3 separate regions of the Homo sapiens genome follow, and regions 1 and 2 are each linked to region 3. The links are chromatin contacts, found by Hi-C in ENCODE. All regions are on one chromosome and are shown on one strand. The core of a region is the stretch at or near the end of the contact, and the rest is flanking DNA. Distances in the headings are between cores, read along the strand shown.

The links. Hi-C counts contacts between places; a loop is a spot of excess contacts on that map. Pooled maps may share reads with other maps.
Region 1: a pooled map shows a loop between it and region 3 (19-fold over the local background). The contact joins the promoter of TGFB3 here to the promoter of COX16 in region 3. A Hi-C loop is called at or near these places in 3 of 168 maps with a recorded cell type or tissue (CD8-positive, alpha-beta T cell and naive thymus-derived CD4-positive, alpha-beta T cell) and 3 of 50 pooled maps.
Region 2: a pooled map shows a loop between it and region 3 (20-fold over the local background). The contact joins the promoter of SNW1 here to the promoter of COX16 in region 3. A Hi-C loop is called at or near these places in 4 of 50 pooled maps.

What each region holds. Positions count from the first base shown.
Region 1 is chr14:75,980,745-75,984,312 of GRCh38, forward strand. TGFB3 (transforming growth factor beta 3) reads right to left here and starts at 1,251. Exons shown (of 7, transcript NM_003239.5): 1 at 1-1,251. The coding sequence starts at 149. RefSeq lists silencers at 1,556-1,795, 1,926-2,045 and an enhancer at 1,826-1,885.
Region 2 is chr14:77,759,868-77,763,491 of GRCh38, forward strand. SNW1 (SNW domain containing 1) reads right to left here and starts at 1,289. Exons shown (of 14, transcript NM_012245.3): 1 at 1,247-1,289. The coding sequence starts at 1,260. It overlaps SLIRP-OT1 (SLIRP overlapping transcript 1), which reads left to right and starts at 901. Exons shown (of 2, transcript NR_161324.1): 1 at 901-1,249. RefSeq lists enhancers at 479-1,253, 1,161-1,480, 2,028-2,802.
Region 3 is chr14:70,358,309-70,361,765 of GRCh38, forward strand. It overlaps COX16 (cytochrome c oxidase assembly factor COX16), which reads right to left and starts at 1,375. Exons shown (of 4, transcript NM_016468.7): 1 at 1,211-1,375. The coding sequence starts at 1,279. All of the region lies in intron 3 of SYNJ2BP-COX16 (SYNJ2BP-COX16 readthrough), which reads right to left. It also overlaps the pseudogene RNU2-51P. RefSeq lists enhancers at 1,095-1,404, 1,865-1,954.

The DNA of each region.
Region 1 (3,568 bases), core at 1-2,500, 5.6 Mb after region 3:
TTGCTCAAGATCTGTCCCCTAATGGCTTCCACCCTCTTCTTCTTGATGTGGCCGAAGTCCAAGGTGGTGCAAGTGGACAGAGAGAGGCTGACCGTGGCAAAGTTCAGCAGGGCCAGGACCACCAGAGCCCTTTGCAAGTGCATCTTCATGTGTGAGCTGGGAAGAGAGGCCAGGGGGACGGCAAGGCCTGGAGAGGAAGAGACCCCAGCAGACGTGCAGAAGGAGGGAGGAAAACCAGGCGGCCTCCCCAGATCCCAAAGACTGAGGCTTGGCAAGAAGGTGCATGAACTCACTGCACTGCGAGAGCTTCAGGACTTCCAGGAAGCGCTGGCAACCCTGAGGACGAAGAAGCGGACTGTGTGCCTTGTAGCGCTGGGATTCTTGTCCATGTGTCTAAACAGGTTTTGCTGGGCTCTGACTCCCAGCAGGCCAGGTGGAGGGCAAGCAGAGGGCTGGGAGGGGTGGCAAGGCAGCTGGGAGTGGGAAGGGAGCTGGAGTTTTTCCTTAGGTAAAAATAAATAGAGTGGATATCTGATATTGCCAAACGCCGCTTGGCGATGGGGAGAAAGTGGGTATTTTAAAGAAGAAGCAGAAGGACCATGGCTGGGTCCCAAAATCAAAATCCTTGCCTTGCCTTGAAAGAAAATAAGAAAAGAGAATGGAAAAGAAAAGGGAAAAAAAAGTAAAAAAAAAAAGATCACCAGTGAGTAGGTGGGGAGAAGCAGGGCCGGGCAGTTGCTGGCCCAGCTAAAGGTGGGGGCAGTACAGGACACACTTGTCTCTCAGGCACTCCATTCATGCTTTCTCTTTTGTTTACACTTCCTCGGGGGCTTTCTAAATGACTTTGTTCACGCTGCCTCTCGTCTTCATTGGCTGGGGTGTGGGGTTATATGCATTGGAAGGCAGGGAGGCAGGCCTCTGAGCGCAGCAGCCCCAATCATCCACTCAGACGCCCAGGGTCACCAGCACCTCGGCTTGTCTTCTGCCTCGGCCATTGCTTCTGTCCCCTGCTTCTCTTTAAAAAATAAAAAGGAGAAAAAAATAAAATAAAATAGAAGCCAGTTCACGGCACGCCTGCTCCGGAAAGCTGTTATTCCTTCTCTCGCACGCCTCTTCCCCTGTCTCTGCCTCTCTCGCTCATTCCCTTGGACTTGACTCTCTGCTTCCCTCCCTTTCTCTCTCTCCCTCTCCCTCTCCCTCTCGCTCCTCTCCCTCTCTCTCTCACACACACACACATGCACACACACTGCTTTCTCTATTTCTCTCTGCTGAAATTTTATACCTCCCTCCCATGACGTCTCTGGCCTGGGGTGGGGGAGGGAGGGACCAGCGCACGCAGCCTCTTTTGCTGCACGATGTTAATGTTTTAAACAGGCACAGGAAAAGCCGAGCCCTTTTGAAAAATACTTTGCGAGTCCTCTCGTTCGACGTGGTAGCTGAACTTTTTTTCCCCTCTTGGAATCACTCCTGCCACACGTTGGCTGTTTTTCTGGAAAGTTACTCCGATGAGCCCCCTCCCTCCCTTTCCCCCAGCCCCGGCGCCCTCTCGCCAGCTGTCAGTCCGCGCCGTCCGCGGCCCGCGTCTACTCTCCCTCCTGGTCCCCCGGTCCCGGGGCCGCCCGCGGGCCAGGCCCAACCCGGGGCAGGGTCCGCAGAGGGCGCGGGACCCGGTAGGGGCGGCCATGCCAGCCTCGCAGAGGGGACTCCCAGCCTGCGAGCCGGGTCGGAGGGTCGGCGTCCGCTCCGCGGCGATCCTGGCCCGATTCTTCATTGACAAGATCGGAGTCGGGAGGCGGGCAGAAGCCTGGAGACGCTCCAGGGGCAGTGAAAAATGGTGGCGTTTTCCGGAAGATCGAGGGTGCCCTCTGGCGAGGCGAGGCCGCCAGTGAAGGAGCTCGGCTGGTCGGGAGCCGGGGAGGCTCGGGGGCTGGGGGCTGCGGGGTGGGGGCTGAGGGGCGGGAGAAGGGGCTGCGGTAGAGAGCGAGAAAAACAAGACCCAGGCCCCGAGGAATCGCCTCCCTCCCGGCCCGACGTGCGCACGAGCGCACCTCTCCCTCCCCGACCGCCGCTCCGGAGCCGCTCTCGCAGAAATGTCATCCAGATGTTCAGCCTCCCTCCCCGCCGAGGTCTCCGCAGGGAGCTGCGCCAGCGAGCGCGAAGTCAGCAGTTGGCCCGAGCCCATTTCCCAGATGGGTGAGGGGAAGTCGGCTCTGTGCTTTCGCTCCTCTTCTCGGCCCGAACCTCTAGGCCTTTTCCCACGAGCAGCCAAGGGAGGGTAGGGCACGTGGCTCCCCGCACCCCGCAACACAGGGCTTGCCTCTGAACTGAACTTTCCTGAGAGTGAGTGCCGCTCCCACCCCATCTCACTCCAGCCTTCCTGGACCCTTTCTGAGAGGTCTGGCTTCCAGGCCACTAACTGAAGGGGCTGTTCTCTGTATCCCAGCACAGCGGTGGGTCACTTTACGGATGAGGAAACTGAGGCATAGAGTTTTTTGTTTTTTTTTTTACAGACCACACTGCTTGTGAGTGATGGAGGCGATATTTTACACAGGCTATCTAGCTTGGGTAGGCATTACTTTCATTTGCAAAACCAATGGGAAACCTAGGGGTAGAAACTTTAAAAGTAACTTGCCCAAGGTCACATAGTTATTAGGTGTCAGCTGTTGGGATTTGGACCCAGGACGTTGCCAGATTCTGGACTTAATTACTATGCTATACTGCCTCTGAAATTTCAGAAAAAGTTTAATGTTTACTATATACCAGGCACTATTCTAGGCTCTGTGAAGAATATCAGTGAACGAAACAAAACTCCTGCCCTCAGGGAAATTTTATTTTAGAGGCAGGGGTGGGGCAGTGGAGGAGGCGATAAACTAAATAAATATGTAAATGATGTAGTACGGTAAAAAGTGCTGAGCCAGGTGCAGTGGCTCACGCCTGTAATCCCAGCATTTGGGGAGGCCCATGCAGGAGGATTACTTGAGCTCAGGAATTCGAGACCAGCCCCAGCAACACGGCGAAACCCAGTCTCTACAAAAAAATGGAAAAATTAGCCCGGCATGTTGGCGCAGGCATCTACTTGGGAGGCTGAGGCAGGATAATCACTTGAGCCAGGGAGGCAGAGTTTACAGGGGGCCAAGATTGCACCACTGCACTCCAGCCTGGACGACAGAGCAAGACCGTGTCTCAAACAGACAAGCAAACAAACAAATGTGGTGTGGCAGAAAATCAAGCAGGGAAGGAGGATGGGGTGTGCCTAGGTTGGGGGATGTTGCAGTTTCAAATAGGGTGATAAGGGAAGGCCTTTGAGCAGACAGTTGCAAGATAGGAAGGAAAATTATTAAAGTTATACTTTTTTGGACTCCACCTCTACCAAATCAGTCTCCAGAGCTGAGGCCCTGGCATCTCTGTTTCTTTACAAACCTCACACGTGATTCAGGTGCTAAGCAAGTTCTGGAAGCTACTACTGCAGGGTACCTCTCTGCCCAGAGTGAGGACCATTTGCCTTCTGTTTTCAGCAAGTTGGGGAAGAAGTGGGGGTGAAGGTCTGGAAACTGACTATAAGGTGATG
Region 2 (3,624 bases), core at 39-2,538, 7.4 Mb after region 3:
AGCACTTTCGGAGGCCGAGACAGGAGGACTGCTTGAGGCCAAGAATTCAAGACCAACCTGGCCAACACAGCGAGACCGCATCTCAAAAAATAAAGTTAAAAAAAAAAGCAAAAAAATTTTAGAAACGAGGGTGGGGAGAAAACTCTCCAGCCCACATAACTTATTCCATTCAATTCTTTTTGCACTAAGGTTAGTATTACACAAATGCACATTTTGTGTTCTGTAATTGTTTTATGTCTGTATACCTTGCACCCCTATCTTCCCTGTTGCCAAAGACAGATTTTCTTCTGTGTACACAACCCCCAGGACAGAGCAAGGCACCAACAGTAATTCCCAAAATAATTTTTTGATTAAAACTTTTGGAGTCATACTGTCATCAGCCAGAAAAAAAAACATGCGTGAGGAGAATGAAGGGTGTTAAAAGAGCTCAAGCTGATGTCCTGAAAGGATTACTTTATCTATAACCTTCCTGAACACTAGCCTTTTCCTGTTGAGTTCGCATGGAAAGTTTTTCCACTTAAAATGGGGCAGCAAGGCTGGGAACTAGTAGGAGTAGCGTAACTTCTCGGACTCTCCCACTGAAAAGCATCTTTTTCTTAAAGGCGGAGAGCACTTTACAGACGGTTACTAAGGTAACCGGAAACAGCAAAACTGAGGTGGTTCTATCTACGGAAGAAATTCTAAGCTCCAAAGTTAAAATGCGGAGCAGTGGCGCATATCAGCAGACGGCGGTCACTACTGTGGCTCATTTAAATCTGTGTTCAGCTCCGGGCCTCTTTTTTCAGGAATCCTTGTTTCGGGACACCCAGTGGACAGCGAAAGGAGAGAGACCACCACAGGCAAACGGCCGGAAAGCCGCGCAGTCGCAGCCCGCGCGCTTCACTCCGCCCAAATAAGCCACTACCGTCACCAACCCCATCTCGTTCGCCCGAGCCGCGGACCTGAGGGAGCGCTGTCCGCTCCCCGCAAGATGCTCACGCGAAAAACCCACTCTTCAGTGTCTGAGACCACTCCGCAGCTTTCGGCCTCGGTGAGCGGGTGAACTAAACCCGGGAAACCGCTGAAAGACCCCAGCTTCGACTAGGCCTAGTCGTAGCGGCGGCCAGCGGGAGGGCGTAGCCGTAGTCTTGGCCCACGTCATTCTGTGCCCCGGGTCAGGTCACCGCCCGGAGGGTATGGGAAGAGAAATGAAGAAGACTGGTACTCCCAGACCCTTCCGTATCGAGGACCCCAATCAACAACCCACCTGGTGAGCGCCATCTTCTTCCGCTTCTTCCAGCGCGAGCGACAGCACCGCTGGGCGGGTCTTTCCAGATGATGAGGAGCGGAAAGGAAGGAGTGCGCGATGCGCAGGCGCTCTGGCCGAAAAGGCCTTCTGGGATTTGTAGTTCTTTGAACAGGAGTACCGTTTGTATTCTGACCAGACCAAGCGGTTATCAAGGAATAATCTCTTCAGCTAGCAACAAATGCATAACTCGATCGCTTATATGCGACATGATAGGGCGTTCCCTAGGCAAAATATCAAAGATACAGGGAGATGCCTTTTAGGCCGCTTTATTACGTTCCTTACTCAGTCCCGTTCCCCGAGAAGGGGTACAAAATACAAAAGCTTCCCGGGGACAGCTACTTTAAGTAAGAGTGATAGGGCGTTTAAAACGACAGGTAATAATGAGACTAGCTAATGGAGAGTCCTTGGACTCTCTGAAAACATTCACACTCAAAACTTTTCTTTAAACCATATCCTCTCACCCGCCAAAACACTCTCTTGGGGAGATATTTCGTAATCCTTGGTAATTTACCGAGTGTCTGGGTTCTCTGCCCAGGGTATGACAAGGCTGAAATCTCATAGGAGGCTCTGGAGAAAAATCCATCTCCTAACTCATTCTTGTTGGCAAAAATCAGTTCCTGGCGGTTGTGGGATCGAGTTCCCTGTTTTGTTTTGTGCTGTTAGTGGTGGCCACCCTCAGCTCCTAGGGGTCACTCTCGAGTCCTTCCCACATGAGCCCTATTTATTGGTAGTTCACAACATGGATATTTGCTTTCTGAGGCACATCTTTCTGACTCCTCTTCTGCCACTGTTGGAGAAAAATGCCCTGCTTTTAAAGGGCTCATGTGATTAGATCAGGAGCACCTGGATAATCTCCCTATTTTAAGATCAACTCTTGGCCGGGCGCAGTAGCTCACACTTGTAATCCTAGCACTTTGGGAGGTCGGGGCGGGCGGATTGCCTGAGCTCAGGAGTTCGACAAAGCCTGGGCAACATGGTGAAACCCTGTCTCTACTAAAAATACAAAAATTAGCTGGGCGTTGTGGCGCGCTCCTGTAGTCCTAGCTACTGGGGAGGCTGAGGCAGGAGAATCGTGTGAATCAGGAGACGGAGGTTGCAGTGAGCCAAGATCACGCCACTGCACTCCAGCCTGGCGACAGAGTGAGACTGCGTCTCAAAAAATAAAAATAAATAAATAAATAAATAAATAAATAATATAAAAGAATAGCTGGGTGTGGTGATGTGCTCTTGTTTTCTCAGCTACTTGGGAGGCTGAGGTACAAGAATCGCTTGAACCCAGGAGGTGGAGGTTGCAGTGAGCCGAGATTGCACCATTGCACTCCAGCGTGGGTGACAAAGTAAAATTCTGTCTCAAAAAAAAAAAAAAAATCAACTCTGCCACACCGCATAACAGAATCAGAATCTTCATAGTCATGGCCCCAGGGGTTATGTAGGTCAGGTACTGTGGGGGTTGGGTGAGGAGGAGATCTTGGGGGATATCCTAGAATTCTGCCTGCCACAGCATGTAAACCAAAAAAACAAAAAGAAAAAATCTTTTGGTAAATACAGGATTGTTAATCACATTGTGTAATATAACCTGCATGGCCTGGGAGCCCGAAGATTAGAGTTTAAGATGTAGCTTTGGCTGGGTGTGGTGGCTTGTGCCTTTAATCCCAGCACTTTGGGAGGCTGAGGCGGGCAGATCACCTGAGGTCGGGAGTTTGAGACCAGCCTGACCAACATGGAGAAACTGCGTCTCTACTGAAAATACAAAATTAGCCGGGCGTGGTGGTGCTTGCCTGTAATCCCAGCTACTCGGGAGGCCGAGGCAGGAGAATCGCTTGAACTCGGGAGGCGGAAGTTGTGGTGAGCCGAGATCGTGCGTCGTTGCACTCTAGCCTGAGCAACAAGAGTGAAACTGTCTCAGAAAAAAAAAAAAAAAAAAAAAAGATGTAGCTTCAGCACCAATAAATTCTTATAGGGCAAGTCATTTAATTTATTTGGGCCCCAGTTTTATTGAACTTAAAATGCTGATCATGTTATCTGCTTTACCTATATTTATATAAATGTAAAATAATTATATACAATACAGCAGAGTATGAGCCTTAAATGAGGTAATGTAGGTGGATATGTTTTTACTTAACTCTTAAGTACTATGTAAATATGTTAGTTATTACAGTTAATATTTTGGTTGACAGTGATCTACTTCAACCTCTGCTCCAGGAATGTATTATTTCTAAAAGGAGAAAAACAGAGAAGCAAATTATAGAACGTCCTGGAAGCCAAGATCAAGGAGCTTAGATTTAGTTCAGCAGGTGATTTGCAGCTGAAGGAGGACTTAAGTAGAGGGCCTGGGT
Region 3 (3,457 bases), core at 125-2,624:
CTAAGAATATACTAATATACGAATATATTAGTATACTAATATCGAATTTGCTAAAAACAACAATTTTTTTTTTTTTTTTTTTTTTTGGAGAGACAGAGGTCTTGCTGGTTTGGAACTCCTGACCTAAAGCGATCCTCCTGTCTTGGCTTCCCCTAACACTGGGATTACAGGTGTGAGCCATCGTGCTTGGCCCAGATACTTCAAATGGGTGAATCTTTTGGAGATTCCTAAAATCCACATTTGATGAATGTGGATTTTTCAAAACTGTGTAAAATATCCATTACCTTTCTAAGATCACTTCTTTCCTTTAGTCTGCTTAAATGGAAAAGCTGGTAATTTCATCTGCGCCAACATTCATACAAAATAAAAATATAGTCTGTATTTAAAAGCAGCTTTTGTTCATATGCTTTAATTATTTCATTTACTAACACATCAAGGCTTGCTGAAGCAAAATAACTGGCCCGTAATCAAAAAGCAAATAAGAGTCATCTGGATTTCAACTCTGGTTGTCTTAAGCCAGCCTCAGCCTGCATTTCATGACATCCTTAGGGAACTCAGTGTGGATATGGATGAAACCATATAAACACGGAAGCTGTTTTCAACGTGCTTTAGAAATTATAACACAGCAATCATTCTGGCTACAATGTGGCAGGCACCGTACTCAACACTTTATTCACAAGGTGTTATTAGTTCATCACAACTCTAAGTATTAAGCTAATTCACAAACTAGAAAGATGAAACAGAAAGATACCAGGAATTCGTGCAGTTAAATGGAATACATCTAGTCCCAATGATCCACAGTATCGTCAAAACATAGCTAAGTTGGGGGCGAGGAAGCAAGCTTAGTAATCATCCAAACTTGGCTTAAAGTGTGGTTCTGACTGAATTCTCTGAGCTTCAATTTACTTAACTGTGAATCAAGGGTAGTAACAATGACCGCGTTCGACGATGGGAAAGACGCCACGCTCACAAGCAGACAGATCCTAGTACACCTGAAATCCAACCGGGAGTGGGGGACAGCGGCGGGGAAGTGGGGGTGTGGAAAAGACTGGTGGAAGAGCTTTTAGGAAAGCTCTCACCCCGTCGCTAGCTCCTTCCTAGCCCGAGTGCCAGCCCTTAACTTCACATTTTACAGATTCCCTCCCAGGTCTTGATCCTGCCAAGGAGGAGGGTCCCACCCCTTGCGGAAGATCCTCCTCACTCCACTCACCAACATGGGGACTCCATAGCCGAGAGTCTTGTTCTTGCGAAAAGCACGCATCACCGCGGGTGCAAACATGAGTGAACTCTTCCATCGGCTCAGAACTCCAAGCGGGCCTAGCGCAGACTCCCAAATCTCAGCAGCTCACGCTCTCACCAAGACGAGTACGTCCTTAACTCACTTCCTTTTCCTTGGTTATTTGGTGCTCGGTCCTTAGTGAATGGTTTCCGCTAGGCAAAAGCAATCGAGCCATCGTAACATACTTGTGCGTCCGCCCAGAAATGTGGGCGTCAGCGTTTTTGGTTCCGTAACGTCGGCGTGCAATTGGGATTTAGAGATTTGAATCGGTTTACGATCACCACCAAATTGATCTGGAAACCAGTACTTCCCACGTTCTGGGTCCTAACTAACGTCTGCTTAGAACACTCCCTTAGGCACATAGCCACTCGATAAAATCAGCTAAGGAAAAAAGTATTTTGAGGCCGGGCGCGGTGGCCTGGGTGGGTGGCCTGTAATCCCAGCACTTTGGGAGGCCGAGGCCGGTAGATCACCTGAGGTCAGGAGTTCTAGATCAGCCTGGTCAACATGGTAAAACCCCGTCTCTATTAAAAAAAAAAAATACAAAAATTAGCCGGGCGTGGTGGCAGGCGCCTGTAATCCCAGCTACTGGGGGGCCGAGGCAGGAGAATCGCTTGAACCCGGGAGGCGGAGGTTGCAATGAGCAGAGATCGCGCCATCGCACTCCAGCCTGGGGAACAAGAGCGAGACTTCGTCTCAAAAAGAAAAAAGAAAAAAAAGTATTTTGAAGCTGGTACTCCAGTCTTTATGGCTATTTGTGGGATGAGGAATTTGCCAGTTTAATGGAGACTTTTAAAAATAAATCGCTTTTGAAAGATTAGGTTGAAATGTAATCAGTGTAGTGTCTCATCAGTCATTACTGAACTTTTAATGCTAATGATTTTACTGTGAGATAACCTGTAATCTTTAGTCATTTATGAATGTCTATTTACCAATGATTCAGCAACCATACAGGCCACCTTTCAGCGTGTCTTTGAAAGGGTTCTAGGAACACAGATAAAAATATATGATCCTTACCTTAAAGACACTGGCGATTTCATGGGCACAGAAACAAACATGTGTGAAGTACTGGGATAGCTTAGGAAGCCGATCCCCCACGTGTCCCATTTACCAGAGTGAATCAGAGTGCAGGTGATGCGGAATATTATCTTCCATGCTATTCCTGAAATATTTCCATCTGTCCCTGCCTCTCTGTTACCACTGAAATGTTCCTTTTTTTAATTCCTTATCATCTTTTCACCTATTAAAGTAGCCTCTTAAGTGGTCTCCAGAAGAGAAGCTCCAGATCTACTGCAGGCTACTCCAGTGAAACTTATCCTTTTGGCTAAGATCAAGTGTAGTATCTGTTCTTAACAGTTTAATATTTGACACATTCTCTATCCAAGGAAAATATGTTAAATGGGTTTTTGAAGCAAGGAGATGGAATAGGAGTTTGCTCCACCACTCTACACATCAACCTGTATTTCAATACCTCCAGAAACCCAGGAACGGTGCATCTCTCCCATCTTATTTACTTCCTTTTGATATTTCAAAATTCATGCAGACCAGGCATGGTGGCTCATGCCTGTAATACCTGCAGTTTGGGAGGCTGAGGCAGGAGGATCATTTGAGCCCAGGAGTTCGAGACCAGCCTGAGCAACAAAGCAAGACCCCATCTTTACAAATAATAATAATAATAATAAATTAGCCAGGCATGGTGGGGTCTCAGCTACTTGGGAAGCTGAGGTGGGAAGATCACTTGAGCCCAGGAGGTCCAGGCTACAGTGAGCCGTGATCATGCCACTGCACTGCAGCCTGGGTGACACAGCTAGACCCTGTTTCAAAAATAAATAAATAAATCTCACGTGGCATCCAGGTTAGTTAAGCGTATCACATCTCCTACTTTCCCTAAGATCCTAGAAGCCAAAGGCGCTGCTCTAAAACTCTAGCGTTTTCCTACATCTTCACTACATAAAACATCAGCCTACTGGATACTACTCCATCAAAACCCGGCACCTAAGTAGTAGCTAATAATGGGTTAAATCGTATACATATATTCAAAATAATGCTAGAGTCGATAATCTTACACTTTTCAGATAAGGCATCTATCCAATTTAAGGCACTCTATGTCTTTAGTATCTTGTTTGTTCAATCACTCAAATAAGCATTTATTGAGAACCTTGAAATGGCCCTGAAGGA